Linked DNA regions of Mus musculus: region 2 is linked to region 1. A link is a loop called in an ENCODE intact Hi-C map of the cell type or tissue named here. Cell type or tissue: heart. All regions are shown on one strand. Links, peaks and the distances in the headings refer to the core of each region. The heading gives the core; the rest is flanking DNA.

Region 1 (5,375 bases), core at 61-5,060:
GTGAGCCACCATGCAATTGCTAGGAATTGAACTCAGGACCTCTGGAAGAGCAGTCTTAACTCTTAACTGCTGAGCCATCTCTCCAGCCCAGAGTGGAAGCAATCTTAGACAACAAATATAAACACTGAAAGCAACAGGTAGACATGGGCTGGTAACATCTGTTACTATAGCTCCTGTTGCTATACTGGGTCTGCTGGAAATAGTATTCCTGTCAAAGATTTCTATAAAGATCCCTCATTGCTTCCCCATACCATGCTTTCTGTACTGTTCAATTAGTATGAGGCAAAGTCCTTTATTAGGGACAGACAGTAGACACAAGACAAGTGGACAATTCAAATCAGGCTTACACTAAGCCCAACTAATCCAAGAGGAAGTTGCTTTATTTTTGTTCCTTAATACATATACGATCTAGAGATGAAAGTGTATGGAAGGTATGCATAGGTTATATGCAAACACTGTGCCATTTTATATAAAGAACTCGAGTACTCGCAAATTTTGGTATTTGCCATGGTCTTGAACAAGACCCAGTGGGTACTGAAGGACAAGTGTAATGAAAGAAATAAAGGATGAAGAGGTAAAAGATTTCTAACAGGCAGATTGCCTAGTCATCCCATAGCAAGAAAATCAGGCCAGGTATGGTGGTGAACACCTTTAATCGCAGCACTCAGGAAGTAGAGGCAAGCAGATTTCTGTGAGTTACAGGACAGCCTGGTCTACACAGTGAGACCCTGTCTGAAAAGAAAAGAAAATAGAAGGGGGGAGTGGGAAGGGGAGGGAGAGGGAGAGGGAGAGGGAGAGGGAGAGGGAGAGGGAGAGGGAGAGGGAGAGGGAGAGTCCACAGTATAAGGAAATCACTGTCTCAGAATCAGTGCTGGCTGGTTCAGTCTCAGCATCTCCCTAAGGTCATGGATCACGGTAGTTCTAGGCAGTAAAAAGGCTTGCTAAGAGAAACAAACTGTCAAGGAACACAGAAAAAGTATCAGAAAATTCCAGCAAGTTAGAGCCAGCAAATGACAGAACATTGAAAAAAATTAAAATTATGGTTTTAAAATGATTAACTATCAAGACTGAGGGAACAGAAAAGACGTCCAGCAAATCACTTGTCGGCTACATTGTAGAAGTGTTAATCTAAGAGATAAAAGTGAAATAGTGCCGCGCCCGCACTCTGGGTGTTCTAAGAGATTCTAGTTGTCCATTCCAGAAAAACAAACCAGAACTGAAAAAGGTCCTGAGGTGTGACCATCAGAGCTGAGGACATTTTATTACCCTAGTCACTTACCAGGCAAATAAGCCGAGCTCTCAGTGAGCCAATGTCCCTACCTCCAGGGAGCTGTTCAGTACTGCCTACATTATTTTAACTGAGTAAAGGTAAAATTGACCAAGTCTTATCTAATCAATTCCTATCAGTTGAAAAGTAAGGTTTAGAATGGAAGTTCTTAACCACGGATAAACTCTTGAGAAGCCACAAGGCCTCAGACACAGCGTTTTTCTGAGGAAAGGGCTCACAGCCCTGCTAGGGAGTCAGTGAACGATGACCTCAAGGCTTATGATGGTTTACCTCCCTGTGACTTGGCTGGGCAGAGAACCACCCCGGAGACCGAAGCCACACCCTCTAGGTATATTTGTGAGTATGTTTCCAAAAGGAGCAAGGGGAAAGATCTTCCCTAAAGGTGGGTGGTACTTCATGGTCTAGGGGCGTGGGCAAAATCAAGGATGCGGTGAGAGCAGACCGTTAGCACCAGCCACCCTTTCTCGACTTCTTGGCCCAGCATGAAGATGAGCGGCTCTGCCTGTGCTCCCATCAGAACAGACTTCATGCTCTGAGATGGGAGCAGAGTAAGCCATGCTTTCTTTATGTCAGGATAAAGCAAACACAGAGTAATGGGAAGCTTAAACAGAACGGCTGCAGTCCATGGGGTAAGAGCTTAGAAACAGGCTAATGCGATCTATGTGTATCTGTTCACACACTAATACTCAGCCCTGTGCTAGAATGAGTGCTGATCCCTCAAGAGTAACAAGCACTATGAGGATAATATTCCCGCACCACTCCTATACATAGTTTCCCTCTGACTGCTGCCATGCAACAAAGTTTCTGTCAGTTTCTATCTCTAACAAAAGCATCAAAGAAAAAAGTTCCCTATTAATTCTGAGCAATGTAGAATGATTAATGCCCATGAGATGCTATCACATTTGAAATGCAAAGGAGAACAACAAATAGAATTCATTTTCTTAAAGTAAGTAAGCAAGAGCTTTAAAGGCTGAGACAAAATTAAGGCTGGCAAAGCCATTAAATTGCTGAATTCCACGTCACGAAGGACAATCTCAAAATGTCCTTGGGCTTTTAATGGAAGCCAAGCCAGAGACAGAACAGACTGTGTACCGACCAGAACGGCATGGTTTATGCTCTTTCCTGATGTCGGGCCTGGTCAGCCGAGGGCAGTACCTTTAGAATGCTCTGTGTCTGGATGCAAGACAACTCGGACATACTTAAGATCCCCAAACTGTTGGAGGACCTCGCCAAGTGCCTCTTCTTCTGAGTCAAATGAAAGATTTCTGTGGAAGAAAAACAGGTCACACGAATTTCAGTGACAAAGCAAGACCTTGAGTTTTGATCTGAGGTATATGAATTAGACATCGACAAATGATGTCTGCCTTGTTCACATCCATTCTCCCTTCTTCAAAATAGCAGTAGCACACAAGAGCGGCCCCTAGTGGCTAAGCCTTGGTCTATCAGTCTGGCCCTATGTCCCAACCTTCCTATATCAGATTCTGTCACTTGAAAATTTAAAATTTAATAGACAAAAAAAAAGCCAAAAAAACTAAAAGCTGCAGATATAGATACATTAACTTCGAAACTGAAGTGTCACAGATACTGGAATGATACAGATATGCTATAGCATGACCTGATAATCATGTGGCTATATAAATGAAAACTTTGCTTAGCTGTACCCTTAAAGTAATACACTTTACAGAAATACCTTGTGCCTTCATTTTTTTTTTTTAAAGATGGCATCCTAGAGAAAAGACCCACAACCTCCAGCAGCGGGAATCTAAATTTCCCAGACTTTCACTGCCTACTCAAGATTTGCATCTAGACAACACCGATTCTGTGAACAAACCAGTATTCATCCAGTCTGTTCTCTTTCACTCACTGGGGCTGAAATTAGTTTTTCTTATTACAACCAGAAGTTTTCACGGGAGTCTGGTAAGAAACATGTTTTTCTTTTATTGAATTAGACATATTCCCCGCCATGTTTATATGAAATCTGGATCTCAGTTAAAATTTTCTAACGAGGGCAAAATCTTTCAAAATAACGCAAAAGAAAAACATGTTAAGATGACTAGGTCACGGTGAGATGACTAGGCAAACGGGAAGGGAGAAGGGGAGAGAGAAAGGGGGAAGGGAAAAGGAAAGAGCAGGAACCATACATTGAATATCCTTAATCTGAGAAGCTAAAGCTTTTTGTGTATTTTTAAAATGTTTAGTATGCATATACATGCATGTGCACCATGAAATGCATGTGATGATTACAGGACAATTTGTAGGAATCTAGTTCTCTCCTTCCAGCATGTAAATCCTGAATATCAAACTCAGGTTGTCAGGCTGTGTCAAGCCTTTTCGTACCAAGCCATCTCACTCAGCAGTCTGCCTACAATTTAGTAAACTAACCTGACCTAGAAAATGCAGTAGGACCTAACTCCACTCTGTATATTCCCCTGGAAACAAAAGGCGTATCTTTCTGTATTCTGGACATGACTTTAAAAGAGAAGCTAGAGGCTAGCTGGGATGTAGCTCAGTTGGCAGAGTGCTTGCTGGTGTCTTAGTTTGCTTTTTATTGCTGTGATAAAGCCATGACCAAAAGCAAGCTGGTGGGGAAAGGGTTTATTACAGCTCGCCCCTGGAACTGGAGTTGCAGACTGCTGTTGAAGGTATGAGGCCAAATCTGCTTTTGGCCTACAGAATCTCCCATGCACACCCTCCTCTCCATCCAACAGTGGCTAACTGGGGAGTTTCCCCCCAAACTCCCTACATTCCTACACTTGATAAGTACATTCCATTCAGTTCTGTGTGGTTAGCAAAGCTTTCTTTTCACTTTGGGCGGTTGTACTGCTAAGATCTGGAGTCCTCCGCCTCTGAAAACCCTGTCCACAGGTTCTAGATTCTTCCTTAGGCCCACTGGGGTCTCTCTCTTGGTGACATGAGTCTGCTGTGACCCCTTTGTCCCAGAGATCTCAAGATACATACATGAAGATGCCCAGTCTCTCAACTTAGACCCACGGGCCTCCACTGGTGATAGAAATGTTTCCTGCACCAGTAAAACACATTAATAGTGCACTTTAGCTCCCAAATGCATCTCTGCTTTCCCTTCTGCTGCTCCAAGCCCTGTGCTGTGACTCTTACACTCTCTGAACAGTCCTACATGACACTGTAAGCCTCTGCAGCATTTCAGTCTTAGGAGTACTGACTGGCAGGCACTTCGTGCTCACCAGCTGCTGGGCTGCTCATGCAGCCTACCTCACCCACACCTCCCTACAGCCCACACTGCCTGAGCCTACCTCAGCAAGGATGCTACACTCCTCAGGCCCCCACTACAGGAGGTCCCCCTTCTCCTTACCCATCAACTGCCCGCCCAGCTATACTTATTTCCACGTCAGCCCTGCCACTCTGCACAGCCCAGTCTGCCCTCCAACACTCCGTAACAACCCCGTATCTTCTCTCCAGTCTCCCTAGGAACTGCAGCTTCCTGAGCCCTATGTCTGGCTCACAGTGAGATCCTTTCCTCGCTATCTCCTCCATGAGCTGCCTGCTAAGTCTGACAGCTCTCTTGGGTCCCTCTGGGCCTGCGCAATGTCCTTCTTGGAAGTCCTGGAGCTTCTTTATGTCCATGTCTGGGCTACTGTGACCCCTACCCTTCACTCCCTCTTCTGCCACTGTGGCCCCCAGAACTTGTTCCAGCTGCAACCTAACAGCTCCTCCCTCCCCCTCACCGTTGTCTCTTCAAAAAGCTCCCTCCGTTCAGCCTGATGGCAAGCCCACTCCAATCCTAAAGCCAATTTCCCACCACCTACCGTCCAGACGCCAGCTCTCCCTCTGCTGCTACGCTACTGTTACAACTGCCTCCACTTCCTCTTCCCAGCTCCCTTCCTAAAGCCAAATTCTCCACTGTTGACTGAACTACAATACAATTTATTTATGGTTGCCTTATCAGATACCTCTCTCATTTGACCCTCCCTCCACCAAAGCCCTCACCATCAGCCCAACTTATTAACCATTTCCTGCCAGACACTGACTTCAGCTTTAAAGCCGGCCATACAAAAGTCATATTCTGTAATGACAAGAAGTTTATTACATTTATGGTTTACAAAAATAAGTT
Region 2 (5,361 bases), core at 1-5,000, 120 kb before region 1:
TGACAGCCTCTTGGGGGGTGGGGTGGGGCTCTTGGTGAGTCCCCAGGAGGAGTTGGGGTTGTTAATGCAGTGGAATCCAGGACATAGGAGATGCCTGGGTTGACTGACTCCCAGTCATAGCAGGAAACTGTAAAATCCTCCTCACAGGACAGGGGAGGAGACAGATTCCAGCTGCCCCCGCATGCCAGAGCACCAACCGCTCTGTTCCTTACAAGCCTGCCAGGTGAGAATGCGATTGACACGGGGTGGGTAGAAGCGGGTGCAACTGGGGCTCCTGTCACCTGGCTGCCTGAATTTATCCTAAGGCTCCCCCTCTCTCCCCTTCCCTCTCCCACCCTCCTGCTCTCCAGGTCCCAGCTCTGCTTCCCTGACCCCATCTGCAGTCGCAAGCAAGCCCCAGCCCTGGAGGGGCTGCACCCTGCAACCTTCCCACAGCTGTCTCCTTTGGATCTTTTTGCGGTCTGGGCTTGCTGTTCTCTCGACAGTAGTCAGGAAGCCCTTACCCCAAAAAGTATCTACGGGAGGCTTGGTCTACAGGGGAGACCCCCAAGGGCTCCAGGTGAGTCACACCAAACTCAAGACTACCATGTGGATCCAGGGCGTCTTTGCCATACCTTAGTATTGCTGGGTGACCATGGATCAAGCCCTAAGCCTTAAGTTGGCAATCTTCCTAATGCTGTGACCCTTTAATACAGTTCCTGATCTTGTGGTGATCCCAGCCATAATATTGTTTTGATGCTACTTTGTAATTGTAATTTTCTACCAATATGAATTATAATGTAAATATCTGATATCAGGATATATATGACCCCCAAGTGAGTCGTGGCCCACAGATTGAGAACCACTGTCCTAAGACATTCTGTGCCCCAGTGACCTCATACCTTTCCTGATAGACAATGTTTAGTAGGAGTGGCTTTAGTCAAAGCCAGCGAAGGCCACTTGGGTAGATGTTGCTGGCTATCATGGGCACACCTCTCAGGGCTGTCACTCAATATGCCTAGCCCTCCTTCCTGGCATTGGGTAGACATGAGATCCAAGACAGGCCTGGCTATTGGAATCCTGGGCAGAGGGACCTGTGACTGGGAACACCACAGTTGATCCCAGCAGCCGAGTGAAGATGGTAAGCCTCTGCGGCAGGATGAGGTGTCTGCCTGCCGTCCCTTAGCCTGAGTCAGTCACCATGACCCCCTTTCTCCTGTGAGTCACTACTAGTCCTTCAAATAAAATCCTTGACTGCTCAAGTTAACTGAACGGATATCATTACTAACCTCTGATTCACCGCCATCTAGAGGGAGGAGGGGGGATTGCACACGCTAGAGAAAGGGGGCCGACTTGGGGGAAATCTGCGGTCAGTCATCCTTAGAGGAGGCGTTGAGGAGAGTCCATACACAAGGCGTGAGGTAAAATCCAGGGGAACTTTCTGAAGCTCCGTGTTGCAATAAAGAGCAGAGGACTGACATAGGAACATTTAAAGACCCCGCGTCCTCAGTTTCCAAAGGTGGTAAGGACAGGTGATGACAATTGCCGGTGGTGGCTCCTGCCAGTGTAAGGGAGTTGGGTACAACTCTGCAGCTGTGGTGAGGCACGTCAGGTATGGCCACATGGGCATCCATCTCATTCACCTGTGCCCCCACCCTACTTCTGTGCTTCCTGGTTCTATGCCGTTCCTTATCTGGATCTCTCTGCTCTTTTTACGCCCAGGTGCGGGATGGGTGGGCAACCCTGGACAAAGAATGGGGTGTCAATCTCATTGCTAACAAAGTCACAGATCTTGAGAAACAAAAGCCCCCAGAAGGTTACCTCCCTGTGCAGAACCACAGGAGGCAATTCTAAGGGGATATGTACGCTGGTGTGTGAGTCTCGCCGAGTTCAAGGGTGGCAAGGGAGCCTACGTGGGGCTGCTGGAGTGTGCTGTGGCAGTTCAGGAAGGAGAGCTGAGTTCACAGGTCAGAAGGGAGAACTGCAGGTGTGGGGGGTGAACGCCACCACCTGGAGACAGGAAGACATCGGCGGAGAAGGCACGACATGGACAGGCCACATTACAAGGCTGACTCATGACCACAGGAGCTCAGGGTCCCGATGCTCTCTGACTTCTCAATTCTGGCCCCAACAAAGCAGGTTTGCTAGGCCACGGTCCCCAGCATGCGGGTTGGAACGGGATGCGTAGCTCAAGGGCGGCATCGTGCGGTCATCTTGGGGAACTTCACCCTACATCCTCTATTGAGTGAGGGTATTGCTGTCTGACTCTGGAGGACAGCAGTCTTTCCTTGCCGGTTAGGGATTTCTGTGCCAAGCAGTCCCTCCCCAAGAGCCGCAGAGCCTGGGGCGAGGTAGAGGTAGGTGGGAAAGGATGCTTATATGGGGCGCCCTTCACTGAGGTTGTTTACAGTTTGCTCATCACCCGGAATAAGTCACCTCTCAAAATGGGTTTTCTAGGAACACAGCCTGGACATTTGACTGCCCCTTGCTCCTCAGTCGAGTACCTGAAGTCTCAGTTTGGCTCCCTCGGGGAACTGCTCCCATTAGAGGGTATCTTTTGGAAAAGACTTCAGCTCCTAACGTTCATAGGAAGAACCCGGACTTCCAAGACAGTCAGATCCGTCTTCTAGGACTAGCTGTGTGCTTTCTGGAAAGTTCTTAACCCTCTCTGTTCTTCACTTTGTTCATCCTCAGAACAGGGATAATAACAACTTCCACAGAGGGCCGTGGGTCCCGACTCTGGGCCCAGTGAATGTCAGCTTTGGGGTGGGATCCACGTGACCACCTGTGTATAGCTTTCTTGTGTTGTGTGTGTGTGTGTGTGTGTGTGTGTGTGTGTGTGTGCGGTGTTGGTAACCAGGCAGGAAGGAGGTTGATGCAAAGCCCCTTTATTGGCATGGCCCATACGTCCAGAGAAAGGATTGAGAGCTTAGCAGCAGCGAGGAAGCCTAAGGGTTTCCCGGAGTCCGGCTGGTGCAGAGACATCAAAGGTGGCTGGAGTTATCACTTCCCATGAGCCCGACAACTGGCGACTCTGTAAACCAACATGATATCAGCTACTTTGTTCAGCCACCCCACCTGTGAACATCTTCTGCCTGCAAAGCTTCTCTGTTGTTCCCCAAGGTCACCTGCTCCCAACGGGACCTGGGGGCGTGACAGAGAACACCAAAGAACTTCCTGAATGAAGCTGGCAGTCACACACAGGGGACTGGACAGGGCCTATTGGTGCTTTCACATTTATACCCTAAGTCCTGGGGCAGCTGCTGACCCCAGTCACACAGCATCTCTGTTCTGGACTCTTTTCTGTCCTCTCCACTCTCTTCTTCGTTCCTTTCCTCTTTTTTCCCCCAGAGTCTGTACCTTGTCCAGCCAGGAATTATCTCAGATCTGACCCTGCCCTTGAAGAGGTCCTGGGGTCCAGGACACACCCATCCTGAAGGCTGTGCCCTTTAGAGGTGTGGTCAGGGCATTCAGGACAGGAACAGAGCTTGTGGACCAGTGTTCCAGGACATGGATCCTTTGCTGAAAGACTAAGAAGTCCCCTTTTAAGCTCTTTTAATATCAAGGCTGCAGGATCATTGATACAACCCAGGGCTCAGTCTTTTGGGGCAGAGACTCTCAAAGTAGGGGCCTCTTTGATACCTATCGCTCAGCGTCACACTGGAGGGTTTTTTGTTTTTTCTGTTTTTGTTTGTCGTGTCTTCAGAGAGCCTGTAGTTCAACGGTTTTCAGCACCCAATGCCTCTGTCCAGAATTGAAGGTGGAACCCAGAAACGTCATAAGATGACTCCCTGCGCAATTGTGTGTAAGAACCACTGGCCCAGGGCTCAGCTTTGGTGGAATCATGACAAAAGAGTCCAGGGGTTGACACTTGGAAATGGGAGTTGCTGAATGGCTATAGTTTTTACAAAGAAACACTGGGAAAGACAGAGAAAGAAGAAAGATAAAGAACTAGGTAGGGCTCCCCTCTGGGGAGAGAAGCAACGGAGGAGGGGGTCCTGGAAATCAAACTTCCAGTGCTGAGGAGGTGGTGGATGCAGCCAGGTTCCTGTGTTCTCAATTTGACCCCCACATCTGAATGAGGGTCAGTTTCAGAAGGGCAAGGATAATTGACTGAGGGTGGGGGAAGCCCTTTGGGCATCCATTTCCGCAGCGGAGAAAAGCATCCTGTGACTGCTTGTTGGAAACCCGGGGAAAGAAATCCTGAGAAGGCTCTCCCATATCTCCGCCCTTCTCATGTAAATGCAAGTGTTGCCGGGACTTTGTAGCACTCTCTTTTTCTTTTTTTCCTTTTAGTTCTGAAGTATTCCAACCTTACAGCAAGATACAAGTAGGGACAAGACAAGAGCCATGTACCTACCCCAACAAATGGCAGATGCTAGCATTATGCTGCATTTACATCAGATTCTAAAAACAAACAGAAACAACAACAACAACAAAAACAACAACAGCAAAACCCAACGCCTGAAGTCCCTTCGTGTCGCTTTCTCTCCAAATACACAGCCGCTGGTCTGCACTCCTTGGATAATTTTCTCACACATGTGCTCGCCCCATATTACTCATAAATGACAACTAGCAGTACTTCGAGCGAGAGCTTTTTATTTTGCATATGCGGTGTCAGAGTGACCCTATCGTCTGAGAACTCGCTGTGTATTTTAAAATCTAGTATTGTGTTTCCAAGCACACTGATTTACTTCTGAATAACTGGACAGCACAGGAAAACCACAGTTCATGCCCCCACTTTCCGATGGACATTTCAGTTTGCCCCAGCCTGGATACAGCCTGTTCCTTCAGAAACTCGTGTTGGAATTTGATTGCTGTCACATCAGGGTTTGTCAGTCAGGGGCCTCCACCCGTGTGAATGGCTTAATCCATTCATGCTCTACTAGGTCAGCTCAAGAATGGCTTCCTTATAAAGGCGAGTCTCATTTGGAGGGGCAATGCATGTGGGTTATTCCAGTGTAGGCTCAAGCAAGAGGATCCTGAGTTTGAAGCTGGCAGCACCTGCCTTAGTCACCGTTCTATTGCTGGGAAGACCATCCGTGGCCCAGGCAACTCTCCCAGAAGAAAGCATTTAATTGGGAGCTTTCAGAGGTTTTGTTTATTACCCTCTGGGAACATGGTGGAATACATGCAGGCATGGTGCTGGAGAAGTAGCTGAAAGCTACATTCTGATCCATAGAAAAAGAGAGAGAGAATGGACCTGGAATGAACTTTTGAAGACTCAACCCCCACGTACACACACATGCACATACACACGTACACACACACACACACACACACACACACACACACGACATACATCCTCCAATCCTTCTAATCCTATCAAACTCACTTCCTCCTAGTGACTAGAATTCAAATATTTGAGCCTATAGGGGCCAT

What was found. A loop is a pair of places that touch in the nucleus more often than their neighbours do. Peaks named below come from ENCODE experiments on the same cell type or tissue, not always from the same donor. Only the 100,000 strongest peaks of a DNase experiment are listed, where the experiment ranks them.
Region 2: a loop joins it to region 1, with 4 times the contacts of the local background. A loop is called at or near these places in 10 of 42 quality-filtered maps.

Annotation. Positions count from the first base shown.
Region 1 is chr6:29,141,111-29,146,485 of GRCm38, forward strand. It overlaps Rbm28 (RNA binding motif protein 28), which reads right to left. Exons shown (of 19, transcript NM_133925.2): 10 at 2,444-2,553. Among named protein-coding and RNA genes, the nearest start is that of Rbm28, 21 kb to the right of the region's middle. In heart, for the core only: a CTCF peak has its summit at 2,714 (motif pointing left); no DNase peak of the experiment used is centred there; H3K4me3 peaks cover 341 bases; H3K27ac peaks cover 1,108 bases.
Region 2 is chr6:29,022,174-29,027,534 of GRCm38, forward strand. Mir129-1 (microRNA 129-1) reads left to right here and starts at 446; the gene lies at 446-518. In heart, for the core only: CTCF peaks have their summits at 1,291 (motif pointing left) and 2,194; a DNase peak (open chromatin) is centred at 2,178; H3K4me3 peaks cover 314 bases; H3K27ac peaks cover 239 bases; H3K27me3 peaks cover 4,310 bases.